Linked DNA regions of Mus musculus: region 2 is linked to region 1. Evidence: chromatin loops called from intact Hi-C (ENCODE). Cell type or tissue: heart. All regions are shown on one strand. Links, peaks and the distances in the headings refer to the core of each region. The heading gives the core; the rest is flanking DNA. Region 1 has its middle 23 kb from the start of Gm20755. Region 2 has its middle 10 kb from the start of 4930556A17Rik.

The links. Peaks named below come from ENCODE experiments on the same cell type or tissue, not always from the same donor. Only the 100,000 strongest peaks of a DNase experiment are listed, where the experiment ranks them.
Region 2: it touches region 1 in a loop (1.8-fold over the local background); 1 of 42 quality-filtered maps calls a loop at or near these places.

Annotation. Positions count from the first base shown.
Region 1 is chr3:37,872,994-37,878,372 of GRCm38, reverse strand. No RefSeq gene overlaps it. Among named protein-coding and RNA genes, the nearest start is that of Gm20755, 23 kb to the left of the region's middle. In heart, for the core only: a CTCF peak has its summit at 2,456; DNase peaks (open chromatin) are centred at 1,812, 2,562, 2,892 and 3,362; H3K27ac peaks cover 2,288 bases.
Region 2 is chr3:37,815,035-37,820,413 of GRCm38, reverse strand. No RefSeq gene overlaps it. Among named protein-coding and RNA genes, the nearest start is that of 4930556A17Rik, 10 kb to the left of the region's middle. In heart, for the core only: no CTCF peak of the experiment used is centred there; no DNase peak of the experiment used is centred there.

The sequences.
Region 1 (5,379 bases), core at 174-5,173:
ATAGACGCCAATCTCTCAGAATGTAACGGTTTCGCTTTCCATCCTTTGGTAAGTGAACATAGCTGGCACTCACTCTCCATACTAAAAGCAACTGCACATCAGAGGTGAGGGTAGCAACTCAAGCACAGAACCGAAGGTCTCAGTGTCCCTAGGCTGTCCACATGCTTGCTCTCTAATTAACAACTTCCAGGCTGTTACAAAACTGTGCTCATCCCTCTTCTCAAGTCAAACGGACATGGCTGGGAGGTCTCTGGGATGAACATCTGAGATGTGAGCAGGGACTCCTTCCGAGGACCCTGTGAACTTGAAAGTCACCACCCTCTTGCCCTTGGAGGATACAAATGAGAAGACCCTTGTCACAAGCATGCATCATCTCTGTCTCTACAGTGCCTGTGCTCTCCACAGACAGTATCTTTTAGGAACTGAAGGCCCTGATGGGTAAGGGCATAGCCCCTGCTACTAGCTGAAGAGGCTCTGTTGTTTCCGTTTGTTGTCTGTCTTGCTAGATGTTAAAGTCCCACATCCCCAAATACAAACCACGGATATTGGAACAGGGAAAGAGAAGCGGGCACAGAGATCTGATGGACAGCAAGCTCTGCAGACATGCACAGCCTCTGACCTAGAAACTCTACTCGTGAAAATGGGGGTTATGACAAGAGCCAGTGTACAATTCAGTGAAACTTCACAATGTAGTAACTTATTGGAGAGGAAAATTGTCCTCAAGCACCCAACACAACTAAAGATGAGCAAATATTGTAATATATAAGATGGACCGATTTACTGTGCCACCAAAAGCAGTATGGCAGATATATTGTTTACCTTGAAAATGTTCATCTCACATTGATAGGTGTGGTGTCTGAAACTGGCCCTTGGGAGGCTGAGGCAGGAGGAATTATATGAGTTTGAGGATGGTTTAAGCTACACAGTGAGTTTCAGACCAGCTTGAGAGGCAGAACAAGACCCTGTCCTAAATAAGAGCAGCAACAATAGAAGGGGGGATAAGACAGGAGGAGGAGGAAGAAGGGAGAGAGGGAGCAAGCGTGCGAGAGGGAGGGCAGACATGTAAATCTACATGTATATGAAAATATAGCGGTTTCCTGTGATTCTGCAGGCCTGAAGATCCCTGAGCACTGACTGCTCTTACTGAGGACCTGGGTTCATTTGCTAGAACCCTCAGATGTACACATGGTGAACACACAGACATGGAAGTAAAAAATCATACACACAAAAGTTTTATGTGTGATCCAGCATGCAGTTACAAACATATATACATAAAAGTATATACTGATTCCCTCTAACAAGTCAGACTGTAAAATTGCTTTCTTATGCAATTAGCCTCATCTTACTTACATCATTAAACTCTTTCTTTTATTTATTTATTTATTTATTATATATCTAAGCACAATGTAGCTGTCTTCAAACACACCAGAAGAGGGTGTCAGATCTTGTTACAGATGGTTGTGAGCCACCATGTGGTGCTGGGAATTGAATTCAGGACCTTGGAAGAGGAGTCGGTGCCCTTAATCGCTGAGCCATCTCTCCAGCCCCCATTAAACTCTTTCAAATTTTAAATTTTGAGCTAATAAAAGACAAAGTGGAAGGAGTTTTCTTCTTGTTCTTTCTACTGTAGTTTAAAACACAGAGAATTAAAACAGTTGCTATTCAAATCAAAGCAGTAAGTAACAACACTGAATCCACGTAAACGAAGCTGCGTCTGATGTACCGGAAGTAGAGAACATGTACCACGCCACAGAGAGCATCACAGGGCCCCCGAGAATTAGAATCACATATCTGACTTTCTGGCCACACTCCTGGGAGATCTTGTGCAATCACAGCAATCGTTCCCATATCCATCAGTTCAGGTCAGAAGAGAAACTGGGTTCACTTTCAACTCTAATGTCCTATCAGCACATTCTTACTGTGGGGTTCACCTTCGACACCCTCAACCACAGAAGAGCCCACACCAGGATGTCTGCTGCTCTTCCTCCAAGGGCCCAGTCTGCACAGACTATTGGAGGGGCCTCTGTGCCTCCTCCTGCCGCCTTGAGAGCGTGTTTACACACTGATCGTCAACAGACACAGTGTCTCCAAAACAAGAAGGACAATGACACAGGCGTCACTTGTCTCTGTATATTCACATAAATAACCAGTGTGTGTCTGACAAGAAGAAAACATGAAGCTGATTCCACTGGCATGCAGAGCTGTTCCTGAAGACCAGCCCCCTTGTCTCCCACAACAGCCACTGATGATCTAATTATGTCTTCCCCTGTGTGTTGGGATGTCTTTAAAGTACTTCCCGACAAGTAAGCAACTAACAAGAAAGCCATGTTCCTTCCCATTTAGGTCAGATTTCCCAGTCTCACCAATGGCCCCTGTAGCCAGGGAGAGGGCTTTTCTCACATATGTTCCATGCTGCCTGTTTTCCTGCCCTAGACAGGCAGATGGAGCAAGGCACGACAGTCCCTTATGGGGCTGACAGATGGGCAGAGAGGGTCGCTCCACTCATGTGTTCTCACACACTGTGGACATCCTGTTTATCTGGCTAGCCTGCTCAGGACTGGCCTTGGTATATCAGCACATTACTGACAGCTGGGAAGATCTCCAGAGGAGCATGCCTTTCCTGTGACAAGCATCCCAAACAGCAACAGGAGCATGTGTCTCTCCACCACGGCCACAGAAAGTAGAGCACACTGGATTTGTGGGCTCTGAGGACAATCACCCACAGGTCCTGCCACACTCTGGGCTGTGCCATCCAGCACACTCTTGCACCTGTATGTCTGGGCACTTTGGGAAGGTCAGGGTGGCAGGCTCCCACCTCCACAGCCTCAGAGGTTACAGCCCTTCCTTCTAGGCCCTGTGTCAGAGCAAAGGAATGTCTCTCAGCCTGATCGAGGCCCTGTGGGATCTGTTGAAAATGCAGGACAGCTGTGGGCCTTGGCGAGGCCGTCTGTGAATGTATGAGACTTGGACACAATTCAAAGCCAGAAATAACTGCAGGACTCAAGCCTGACTCTTGTTTCTCTCTCTCTCTCTCTCTTTCTCTCTCTCTCCCTCTCTCTCTCTCTCTCTCTCTCTCTCTCTCTCTCTCTCTCTTCCTCCTTCCCTCCTTTACTCCCTCTTTCTCTCCCCACCCTCATCAGTGTGTGTGTGTGTGTGTGTGTGTGTGTGCGTGCATGCGTGCGCATGTGTGAATATAAGAGAGAGAGAGAGATCACTCATTCCTTACACTCTGGAGCTGGATCGCAGTCTCATCTCCAACGGTTTCCTGTGCTCTTCATGGCAAAGAATTGTGGGTAACACATTCTCCTTCCATGTGAAAAGCAGCAGCAGGGTTGGGGTGAGCAATAAACCACTTTCCATGATGCTGAAGAACAGGAAATTGAGGAAGAGCCTTTTCCAGGATCCAGCTGGAAGCTGGGAAGCCGCCTAAGGCACACTCTTGTTTGGAAGTCCTCTTCAGGAGCATAGCCAGGTGCTCAGAGGGCTTGGGGAAGCTCTTGTCTTCTCCAGTCAGCTTCCTGTTAAACGGTCCAACTATGACTCTAAGGGTTTGAGCCCTCGACTCTGAGGTCCTTCACCATTTACCTTACAGCAAGAATAATCAGGGAAGGAGCCGACAGTTGGGACATCACTCCAAGACTGCTCCTACAAAGCCAGGTGACTGACACACTACAGAGCTGACTCCAGCCTCAGAAACTGGACTCTAGACATTTTGGCTTCAATAGTACCTGGAGATTCAAATATGCCGTGACAAGACTTGTAAGTGAGGAAATAGCATAGGACACTTGTCACTGTTGCCTGTGTTGAAATTGCTGCCTTTGGGCACAATCAAGTTTTGCTAGCTAACCCCAAGTACAGAGTTGGCTTTGTGTCAGTGTTGACAAGATACTGTGTGTATGAGTGTGTGTGTGTGTGTGTGTGTGTGTGTGTGTGTGTGTGTGTGTAAGAGAGAGAGAGAGAGAGAGAGAGAGAGAGAACCAGGCCCTCATACATCTTAGACAAATTCTCTACCACCCACCTACACACTTGCCCCAATATACTGGCTAAATATTCTGTACTTTAGCCATGATAACTTTCCTAGATGGGGCCTTAAAACTAAAGAATTGTTGGTGCAATTAATATCGTGTTGCTGATATATTAAAATGAATTAAACACACACACACACATATATGACAGGAGAAACCATTCGAAAGGAGAAAGAATTTCCTACAGAGAATTGTACAGATGACATGGGGCCCCTCATGAGCTAAAGGAGATGCCTGGGAGTATAGAAGCACAGAAAGAATTGCTGTGTCTCCACAACCCACAGAACTGGAAGCAGCGTCCCTGACGAGGCTCTCTGGGAGGCCACAGGTGCTCTGCTCATGAGCATTTCCCTCACATGATGACCAGTATTATACTGTGATCCTAGAGGAACATGAGTGGGAGAACGCATTAACTCACTGCATCCCACCAAGTCAAACATGCTTGACAGCGGACTTCTGTCCCACTGTGGGATATTAGGCATCCACCCACAGACATCAGTAGGGACAAAGTGGTTCTCATCCAATACAAATCCTTCTCCCCTTCCCCAGCACCACAGACAGCAGACACTTGCTTTCCTACCTCTTTGCAGCTCAAGTGACCTGCCTTCCTGTGATTCAGGGAGGTCACAGATGCAAAGGAAGAAATGCAACCTGCTTACTGTCATCCTAAGAAGCGGACCTCATCCTCTCAATGACCTTGACTGCCATCTCTAGCCCAGATTCTGTGCTTTAGATCATTTTTCTTAAAGTGCATTCCAAAACTGTATCAGATTTGGGATCCATAAACCTATAACATTATTGGCCTCCAGGTAAGAGAATTCTTCACACAAAATTCACACAAACAGAAATCCTCCTTGACTCTCCTCTCCTCGGCCACCACTCTGTCGTGGGATTGCTCAAGGAATCCTAGATAATTTTCCCCTTGGCATCATTTAGCAATGAGTCAACCTTGGGACCACCTTTTCCCAGACTCATTGCTTCATAAGAAAAGGTCACAGTACAGACTCCCTTTTCTCTGTCACCCGGCAAAGTTTGCCTGCAAAATACTGCGCCTTAAAAGCTTTAAGCAGGATGTAAAAGGTAGAGATGAACCCATGAATGATTGGCACTGAGAAAAAGCCAAAAGTGGCAGGAGGAATTACTAAGACTAATGACAGGAAGACTGTCCCCTCCTGACAACTCAATAAGACTAAGGGGTGAAGGGTCACATGTCTGGCTAAAATGGTTGTTCTTTTCTCTAGAGGCTAATGTCTAGTTGTGCAAAGATTCATTTAATACACTTACTTTTATTTTTAACTACATAATTATTTATTGATGCCTTTCTCCTGCAAAAGTGTACAGGTTTTATGTGTTG
Region 2 (5,379 bases), core at 165-5,164, 58 kb after region 1:
GGCCCTAACAAGGTTGTCATAGCAACAGCTAGTCATAACAATAAGCTCCTCTTATAGGGGATGGCTTGAGCGTCTATTTGTCTCTTTGGAGAGGGTGTGAAGGTTTGCAATTAATTGTTCAGAGGCTGCCTATATGAAGCTTTACTCACTAAATCAAGCACAGCAAGTCCAGGCCTTGGAGCCACTCTCTGCTGCCACTTCTTCCCTAAGTGAGAAAGAGCCAATGTGTTAGTCTAGATCCTATAACCCAGAGTTAGGACACAAAGCTCAGGCTAAGGCAGGAAACCTGCTTATCGTACCATTAGAGGCACACTTTAAAGTGCATTTACCAGCCTGTCTGATGCTTCAGTCTAGTGGCCAGTGATAACACCCCATTAGCACCTCATTAGCCAGAGACTTGCTGGAGAATCCTAGGACAAAATGATTGAGGCTGAAGGTTCTTCTATTCTCCTACCTGCCTTGGGAGGAGTGAATCCCAAAAATAAAATGCATCTGAGATCTAAGTTGGTATTTCCTAACAGAATCAGGAGGGCAGGAACACATTTTAAAATCCAGCTGACACGGCAGCATAGTCTACAAGCACCTAGACAACAGCACATGCCCCCAAAGTATAACTGACCTCTGCAATCTCTTGGTCTTGTCTGCTTTCTGTATGCTAGCATTGCTACTGTCTGTGTAACACCTGATCCAGTAATTCATGCCACTGCTCTGGCCTGCCAAAGGCACTGAGATGCCCATGCCAAGGTTCAAAATATTTCCTCTTGGTCAGTGACATGGCTTGCTTGGTAAAGTCACTTGCCATGCAACTCTGGTGACCAGAGTTAAATCCTTAGAACCTATGTACGCACGGAAGGAGAAAATTGACTCCACAGAATTGTCTCTGACCTCCATGTGTGCATATATACACATATGCCTGCTCTCCTACAAACATCATAAACCCAGGCATGCACAGTTTTTAAACATTTTGGTCTTTCTTTTTTCTTTATTTATATTTTTACACTCCATATTTTATTCCCTGTCCCGTCCACCTTCCAACTGTTCCACATTCCATACCTCCTCCCTACCCCCTGTTTCCATGTGAATGTCCCCATCCCCAACCCCACCTGACCTCTAAACTCCCTGAGGCTTGAGTAGGGAAGTTTTCATCTATAATTTTGTTGAAGATATTTACTGACCCTTTAAGTTGAGAATCTTCACTCTCTTTTATACCTATTATTCTTAGGTTTGGTCTTCTCATTGTGTCCCAGATTTCCAGGATGTTTTGGGTTAGGAGTTTTTTGCACTTTGCATTTTCTTTGACTGTTATGTCAATGTTTTCTATGGTATCATCTGCATATAAGATTCTCTCTTCTATCTCTTGTATTCTGTTGGTGATGTTTGCATCTATGACTTCTGACCTCTTTCCTAGGATTTCTATCTCCAGAGTTGTCTCCTTTTGTGATTTCTTTATTGTTTCTACTTCCATTTTTAGATCCTGGATGGTTCTGTTCAATTCCTTCACCTTTTTGATTGTGTTTTCCTCTAATTCTTTAAGGAATTTTTGTGTTTCCTCTTTAAGGGCTTCTATCTGTTTACTTGTGATCTCCTATATTTCTTTAAGGGAGTTATTAATGTCCTTCTTAAAGTCCCCTATCAGCATCATGAGATGTAATTTTAAATCCAAATCTTGCTTTTCTGGTGTGTTGGAGTATCCAGGACTTGCTGTTGTGGGAGAACTGGGTTCTGATAATGCCATGTAGCCTTGGTTTCTGTTGGTAAGGTTCTTGGGCTTGCTTTTTGCCATTTGGTTATGTCTGGTGTTAGTTGGTCTTGCTGTCTCTGGCTTAAGCTTTCCACCCTCCCCCACCCCACCCCACACACACACAACCCCTGTGGGCCTGTAAGCCAGCGTCAGCACTCCTGGGAGACCAACTCTCCCCTGGCAGGACCCATGCACAGAGGGCTGCAGAACAGCCCCAGCTCCTGGGTGCAGATGAAGGCAGGAAGGACCCTGTCGCTGCTGCTCCACAGCTCCCAGCAGCTATTTCGAAGTCCTATTTTTCCCCGTTTCTGGACCAATTATGAGAAAGAAGAGGAAAAATCCCCACCAAGTTTCTGTTTCCTGGAAGGAACTATGTCCCCATAGGGTGCATAGGGACAGACAGGTGGCAAACAGGCTGGGGTTTCTCATCTTTACACAGATTCACTACTAAAACCTTAAGATACATCTTAAGTATGTGATGTGGACATATTTGAACAAATGTCCAGTTTCCTTCATGTTCTTCAGAATGTATTTCTAGATGAGAAGGAAAGTCCATGAAGCATAACAGGAGGAAAGAAATTTTGTTTCTAGGGACAAAAATAGAGACTGACTCAAACTCATTCAGTGTGCAAGTACCAGGCCAAAATACAGCTCAGGGAAGAGCACTTGCCTAACATGAGCAAGGTTGTAAGGTGGACCTCAAAACCATATAAAGTAGTTATGCTAGCACATATCTGTAATCCCAGCATTCCAAAGGCTGAGAGTCCAGGGAGGAGCTTGAGTTCAAAGTCATCCTCAGGTACAGTCAGTTCAAGGCCATGAAACCTTTATCAGGCCCACAGTACACGACCCCCAAGGAGCGACATGAGGGAAGCCATGGCAAGTCCTGTCCTTAAGGAAGGTGAATGGTTTTAGAGTAACAAAGATTCCATCCAGTTTTTACTGAAGAGTTTCTTGATAATAAAGTCTTTCTACAAATAATCTGTTCTGGCAACACAGTCACGTCTGAGAAGCAGGACAGATGGCCACAGGCTGTGGAAGGTTCTGGTAAAGAATGCTGCTCTTTGTGATTGAGAAATGAGGTCACTTTGAAATAAGTAAATGTCCTGAAACGGGGCTATTCAACAAGGAGGTATGGTTTTTTGGGGGTTTTTGGGTTTTTTTTTTTGAGCTTCCAAGGTGGAGTCGGGGTTCTCTAGATTAATCTTTCTATTTGCTTCCAGAGGATTCATTCAAAAGTTGACACTTTTGTGCAAAGAACATCCTGGGGTTGACTGTGACAGGCAGGTGGCATTGCCAGAGATTTAGCAGCAGGCCATCAACCTGTGGGAAAGAGTCTGTGGCTGGTCCAGCCCCTTGCTAAGCCCGGCAATCTCTCCTTGTCCCCCACTCCCCCAAATTGGGAAGCTTGGAGCTAAGGGAAAAAAAAGAAAGGCTATGTAAAGTGTGAGAAGAAAGTAGAACAACATGGAAAATAAAAGACAAAAGCAGATGGGATATGCCAGCCAGCCATCTGCACAGCTGAAGGCTTTCTCGGCATTAAAAAAAGAAAGAAAGAAAAAAAAAAAAAAAGGGGCCCCACTGTTCCTGAATCAATTGCTTCCTATTCACAGGCTCACTGTACAGGGCTAAATTCAAAATGGCTCTTGGGAAATGCTTGCCAATCCTGTGGTCTCCGTGTAGGCCTTATTTTTCCTTTTCTTTTTAAGGCCGGAGGATGTAAGTATGTATCCACGCTGTAAACCTGCCAGCACTCACTGGAATGAGTCAAAGAGACCTGGCATTAAATCACAGAGATTTGAGCTGCTAATAAATGCAGCAGGCCCCATCCATTGTTGATTAATTCTGACTGGAATCTAAACAGCAAACAACAATCCCTCCTCTGAACGGCTCTGGTACCCATTAGCTTGATGTGTTTATTAGACAAGGCTGTGTTCCTTGGAGCTTATTAACAACGGATTAAAAAACTGCAAACAAATCTAGGTTTCTTATTATGATTTAAGTGTGGGTACCACGTACTAACGTTCTTAGGGTTTGACAGTAAAGACAAACAAAGCTAAAACTTACCATTACGACAAACTAAGGTCTTGGTACAATGGTTGAAAGGTTATTGTCAATGCCGACTCTCAGCCCTCAAACAAATAATCAAGATCACAGTTTAATTTTATAGGTTTAGAATTGCTACTTTTTTAGATTCATTTTATGTCTATGAGGTTGTCTGTCTACATGTATTGGGGGGGGCTGTCTGTATGTCCACCAAATGCATGATTAGTGTCCTTGGAGGTCAGAAGGTATCAGATCACCCTGAAACTGGAGTTACAAATGTTTGCAAGCCACCATGTAGGTGCTGGGAACTAAAGCTGAGTCCTCTGTAGGAACAGCCAGTGCTCTTAACCATTAAGCCACTGGAATTGCCACTTAAGAAAAGCAAAACCCAACAAACAAAAACTACCCTCCATTCTTGAGCAGGAACGTAAGCACCACAGTAGGCTTGGAGGTAAACTCTTTGCAAATAACACAATCTATTGCCCATGTTTAAAGATTATCTGGGGCTAGCGAACTGTTTGCACTTCGTTAGAGTCACCACAAATCAGAATCCCACAGACAGTCTCCAGTGGAATGGCCATGTGCCAGTGGGACCTCTGTATGCTGCGTCGTAGTGATTATTTTGTATAGGCTTAGCTTCAACTAAGGGTTTAGTTTACAGTACAGTGTGTGGTGATAGCCTGAGTTGCCCCCATAGTGAGAAATCGGGGACCAAACACAAGTACCAGCATTCAAACCTTTCCTTTGGATCCACACTGACCACTCAATCCTGGTGGACTCCTGAAGCCTGGTAGAGGCTATGTGCATCCCAATGGGTCTCTGAGGGCTGTATGTTTCAAACGACACAGAGAAACAAAGATGCAAAAGCGTATGTGTAACCCCAGGAAAACTCTCAGAAAAGTTACTGGCCTTAACTCAAGCGACCTAAAGACTATAACTTAATTATTCTGACTTATAGGTCATTATAACCAGTAACTATGTATTATAGCTATGTAAATTTCATATCCCTGAGATTTTTTAAACACTGTTTAAATAATATGTGAAGAGAGAAATTGTTCATATTTTGGCCAACTAGGAAAATTCTCATCAAACCTGGAAGTTTAGAAGACCATGGCTCTACTGAGGTGATATCTTAATGGGTGCCTTCCCAGGTCCAGCCCCCACCACCACCACCACCACCCCTGCAGCCCAGAGCTATGACTTCAGCATGGAAGTACTCCCCAGAGCTCCTCCCAGACCAGAGCTGTTTCTTCAGCATGGACGGGCTCCCCAGAGCTCCACATGACATCACAAACCAGCACAGTGGCTCTGAAATTAACTCATTCCCTCCCCCTAATCCTAAGCCATGTTCCTTTCTGCAGCATGTAAACTACTCAGCTTTTGTTCCTACCTTTGTCCCTCCATACCCCCCAGGAAAGCATTAAAACATTGATAGTGAGGATAAGAAAACAAGAAAAGTGTGTTATAAACTTGATTAAACCTCCACACAAAGACTTCTGCAATTACGATGATATTCATGGTCATAACTATGACTCATAAGCCAAGAGGAGTGTTTGTTTTTTACGATGTCTGCTACTTTTTGTCACTGTAAT